Regions from separate parts of the Homo sapiens genome. Here region 1 is linked to region 2. A link is an interaction called in ENCODE POLR2A ChIA-PET data of the cell type or tissue named here. Cell type or tissue: A673. All regions are shown on one strand.

Region 1 (2,500 bases), 1.0 Mb after region 2:
CTACCAGATACATGGAGATATGGAGCTCTGGAAATATGTTGAGGATGACTCAGAATTGAATTTTTGATTTGATTTTATTTTAATTAATTTTAATTTAAATAGTCACATATGTCTAGTGGGTACCATATTGAAAGGGAAGATCTAGATCATCTGTTATTTGGATAAAGTCTTGCCTAGCATTACCTCAAAATGGTTAGAGATAACTGTAATATATGATCATGTTTTGCTTTCTTAAATCTAACATATAATCACGTATATATTTGGTTTTGGTTTTGCTAATGAGTGAATTATATCGTGGTTGAGTATAGGTTTCCCAGTCCTTTCCTTTCAGGCTGGGCTTGCTAGAAGCAGAACCTCAGATGGGGATTCTTCTGCAAGTGACTTACTGAGGGAGATGTCTCAGGAGGCACCCGTGACAGAATAAGGTAGGCAGGAGAGTGCTGAAGAATATTATGGACAGAGCTGTGGTTTCAGTTCCAGTCTAGCCTGAGCCTGAGACCATGGAGTATCAATGGCACCATGGGGTTGTCTCACCTGGAGATAGCAATTCTGACTTTTATTACCATTTTTCAATAAGTCATTAGCTGAGACCATCCCCAAAGAAAGGCATAACACCGCAGGCCCCGCTGCATGAGGCTGTGAGCACTCTCTGGATAACTGTGGGCTGTTCTCAGGAGGAGTGGCCTGCCATTGCCCGTCAGCCACCACACTCAGACCTAAGTCAACTGCAGGACTGTACTTATTTAAACTTCAGGTTTTTAGATAATAAGCCCATTGGTATTCTCATTCTTTCTTGGAAGTATGTAAGAGTTTTTTTCATTCTTAGAATTAAGGAATTTTCTAGGATATGCCTACATAAGTATTTTTTTTTTTTTTTTTCAAATCAGCCCATTAATATTCTCTCTTTCCTGGAAATATGTAAGAGACTTTTTTTATTCTAAGAGTGAAAAATTTTTCAGGATATGCCTAGGTGTGTCTTTTTTTTTTTTTTTTTTAATCAGTCCTGCCCTGAACTTAATGACATTTTTTTAAGCTGTCTATTCAGGTCCTTAGCTCAAGGAAATTATCATCTATTATTTGTTAAATTCTGCCCGCCATCTGTTCCTTTTTATTCTTCTGACACTCCCTTATTTTGCATGTTAAGTCTCTTTTTCCCCTATGACTTTCCTCTCTTTATATTTTTGCATAGGTTTTGAGACATCTCTTCTACTTGTCAGTCTAAACCTCATGTCTCAGCAGTGACCATCTTCTCCTTCAATCAATGCTTTGAATTGCCTATTTCCAGACACTCTCTTTTGTGTCGTGCTTGAATCAACAGAGATGCTCTTGTTGCTTTTTACATTCAAGTTGTCATCTGTCTCTTCCGGTAGCTCTGTTTTGTTGGGTAAGAGTTTAATCTGTTCTGAGCCATTGTTCTCTCTCTCTCTCTCTCTCTCTCTCTTTCTCTCTCTCTTTCTCTGGCTGCTGGATACCTTTGGTTACAATATATTAATATATATATATTTTTTCTGGCTATTTTCTTTCTCTGTGTGGTAGTAGTCCCATGATTAGAGGAAGACAAAATGGAAACTACACCTGGGGACTGATGGCGTCATGCAGGCAGACTGTCAATTCCCCATTGAGATGCACGGAGGAAGCCCTCTCTTCCTCCACCATCTCTCAGACTCTCCCAACCTCCAGGGCAGAGACTCTGTATAGCTTTTAAACACCACATCTCCAGAGCTGGGAAATCCATGGTGCCATAGTTCACGGTCTTGGGTCCCCATATCACTGTGAGCCATGTTCTTCCCAGGACCTGAGCCTGCTGTCCACCCATGAGCAGCTAGAGCGCAACCTCTTCCCCATCCAGGTGGAAGCAAGCCCACAAGCTCTCTCTGTTGAGATGTCCTCAGCACCCAAGCCTTGCTGGTCCAACTGCCCATCAGCCCCAGACGCCATGTGGTCAAAAGAAGTGGACACCCTGGAGTTGAACATGGAGGAGAGGGAGAATTGTTTAGGTCATGATGGTCCCAGAATCCTCCTCCTGCTTTCCGCAATCCTTCTGAAGAGACCTGAATTCAAATTTTCATTGTTCCCTTTTAGGATCTTTGTTTCAACAAATGCCAGCCAAATACCAAGCCCAGTGCTGAGGACACAACATTGAATAAATCAGGGATGAGTCCTTCCTTCTAGGAATGTTTACTCCAAAGGGGAAATAATTGTCCATGTGATCTAGCTCTAATTACAGAGTGTTGTGAATGGGCAAATAAAGGCTGTGGTGGAGGGCAGTGTTGCTGATTCATATTTCTGCCCTCACTTTCTGTACCCACCTTGTTACAACAGAACTTCCGTCCATGTTATCTGTACACTAAAGGTGTCCATTTCATTCCATCTCATCCTTGGACAACGTTTAACAAGTTGCATGTGAAAAAAGGTGGCTGAGATGATGGAAAATCTAGAATTCAGGTGATCTGATGATTGGCTGAGAGTACTGATGATTGGCTGAGAGCACTAATGATTG
Region 2 (2,500 bases):
CGTAGGGCTGTGTGCAATTCTTTTCTCTCCAGGTGGGGTGATGTCGGTCAGCAACTTCTGAGGTTTTCCCAGTTCTGGCGAGGATGAGCCTGGTAGACTGCTTGGTCGTCCAAGTTCTTGTGCAAGACCTAAGGATGCTTTCCTCTTTGAGTATTAAACTGAGTTAGTACTGCCATGCCAGCTCAGTCCCGGCACCTTCCCTTGCAGTGGGGTTTGTGGGTATTATGTGTTTAGCGCTTGTGCAAGTCTGTCAAAACTCCTGGTATCAATGCATTTAATCAGAGGATTAATTACAACAATACTGTTGAAGTGGAGGACGTGGGCCTCAACGTGACCAGCAAATGAAGGGCTTAATTATACAGAATCAGCCACACATCTGGCCTCATTTTGACTGTGCTCTTACCTCAAATCAGTAGAGAAATATAATTTCTTGCTGCTCTTAGGGAAGAGTCCTGTAATTTGCAGGAAGTCCTAAGAAACTTAAAGAGGCAGTAAATAAGGTATAACTTTCGCTAATAAAATAGTAACAACAGCAATGAATTTGGACCTGTGGCCACTAACAGGAGAGGGCTGGGTATGTGCCCTGGCTTGCCCGGTTTTGCTTGCTTTTCTGAGCATTTTCCCACAGTTATCAGTGAACGAAATGGAATCCTACTCTGCTTTGAGTATGAAACATATTTCGGCTGAATTCCAAGGCAGGGTCTATCACAAGATATTTTTATATTCAGAGATGACCTGCTGTGTCACTCTGAGAGCGCTAAGCTGGCCTTGAGTTATGAATGAAACTCCCTTTTACCCTCCCTTTTTCTCTTTTTCCTTTATCTTATAGGTGCTTTCTCTTCTCTTGGCAGCAGTGTGCTTCTGGTGGCACAGCACGGTATTATTTAATCTATACACGCTTCTATTTCCTATGGCTTGGTTTCTGACACAGCAAAGCAGGGATTCATAACCTAGTTCATGTTCCTTGTCTACCCCACCTGCCTTGAGTACATTTCTTCAGTGCCAAGATAGCAGAAGCTTCATTTAAACGCTGGTGTTTTGTGAGACTGACCTTACTGTAAATTACGAAGGAAAATTTTAGAAAAGGAGGGAATTTGCTAATAGCTTAGGTTTGGCTGGGGGTGGGGAGGTGGAATTCTGAGATAAGCTTGGAAGATAAAAGGTGCCTTCAGTTTAACAGCTGGCATCTTGCCAGTATCCAGGGAATTTGTTTAGTTAGTAGACTCTGATTATTCTTGGAATGTTAGATCTTATTAACAGATAAGTTCATCAATAAATATAACCCATGGGTGTGCGGTTGTTTCTCCCTTTGTACTTTCTTCCCTGGGATCTGCCCCCAACTCCACCGCCCAAGTGAGGTTGACTTCTTTGTCTTGCAGAGTCACTTTGCATCTACCCCCTCCTGTTTCCTAGAGTTACCCGATACTTGTGGGAGCCAGGATGGTCTCACATAGACAGAGTTTTCAAAGGGGTTCTAAAAAGGAAAAGGGGGCCTCCCTAGAGACTGCCTCACCAGGGCCCAAAGTGTAACCTTAGCAATACCCCCTCGGTACAAATACCTGGTTAGGTTAGCTTAGAATAAATTCTTTGTGTGTGTGTGTGTGTGTGTGTGTGTGTGTGTGTGTGTTTCCTCATGCACTAGGGTCAGGGTCTGGAAAGTTTTGGGAAACTATATGCTAAATACTCTCATATCATATAGTGAGGTGGCATTTCCTGATCTCAACTTTGAGCTGCCTGCATGCATGTTGACTCCAGTGCGTCCCTGCCAGGTGAAAGGAGTCATTTGTCAACCTGGGAAGAGTGCTGACAAAGGAAGGGGAGTTGGTTTGGATTTAAACATCCAGGAACTCAATGCAACAACCAACAGAATTTTTATTTTGGCATTATGGTTTTGTTTGGTGGGGTATTCTGGGAGGCCAAGAATGTACGAGATTTTGGAAAGTCGACCCTGTTTCTGAATTGCTAAATTGTTTGTTTGTCTTGCAGAGGTCCTATACGTTGCTTGTGGAGGCGTGGGATTCCAGTAATGACACCGTTCGTAAGTATCGCTTCTGTGGACTTTTCTCTAAACACACGTGGAAGTGTGGGGCTTGGCCAACCAGTTGGAGCTGGATCTGTCTCCTTAGTACTTAGCATTTCTGCCACCTCTTGCCTTCTGTTCTCCCCTGTACCCCAGGGTGAACCTTCAGTGGAATGTATTCCTTAACTTTTCTAGGATTTTTGCTTGGAATATTAAGTGGCCAGAACAGAATCCCAGTTAACTCATTCCCTGATTATGAAACCTAGATTATCTTCGGGATAGAGATCTTAATGGTTTTACAACTTTAAAACCTTGTAGTCTGCTAAAGGATCAAAGTAGTGACTTTTTAAAAGTCCATTTAAACTTTAAGTGAGTGTTTAATCTCTCATCAGAAAGATAAAGCCATAAAGGTGGTGCTGGGCTCTAGAGACCGACCTTGAATTTCACTTGGTGGGCAGGTGAGCTTCTAGTCTCTCCGGG

Evidence for each region. Peaks named below come from ENCODE experiments on the same cell type or tissue, not always from the same donor. Only the 100,000 strongest peaks of a DNase experiment are listed, where the experiment ranks them.
Region 1: POLR2A ChIA-PET joins it to region 2 with 8 read pairs; 2 of 35 experiments call an interaction of 5 or more read pairs at or near these places.

Annotation. Positions count from the first base shown.
Region 1 is chr20:9,619,901-9,622,400 of GRCh38, reverse strand. All of the region lies in intron 3 of PAK5 (p21 (RAC1) activated kinase 5), which reads left to right. It overlaps LOC101929348 (a long non-coding RNA gene), which reads right to left and starts at 2,394. Exons shown (of 3, transcript XR_244242.4): 1 at 2,310-2,394. In A673, no CTCF peak of the experiment used is centred here; no DNase peak of the experiment used is centred here.
Region 2 is chr20:10,663,501-10,666,000 of GRCh38, reverse strand. It overlaps JAG1 (jagged canonical Notch ligand 1), which reads left to right. Exons shown (of 26, transcript NM_000214.3): 3 at 1,987-2,038. Among named protein-coding and RNA genes, the nearest start is that of JAG1, 9.2 kb to the left of the region's middle. In A673, no CTCF peak of the experiment used is centred here; no DNase peak of the experiment used is centred here; H3K27ac peaks cover 409 bases.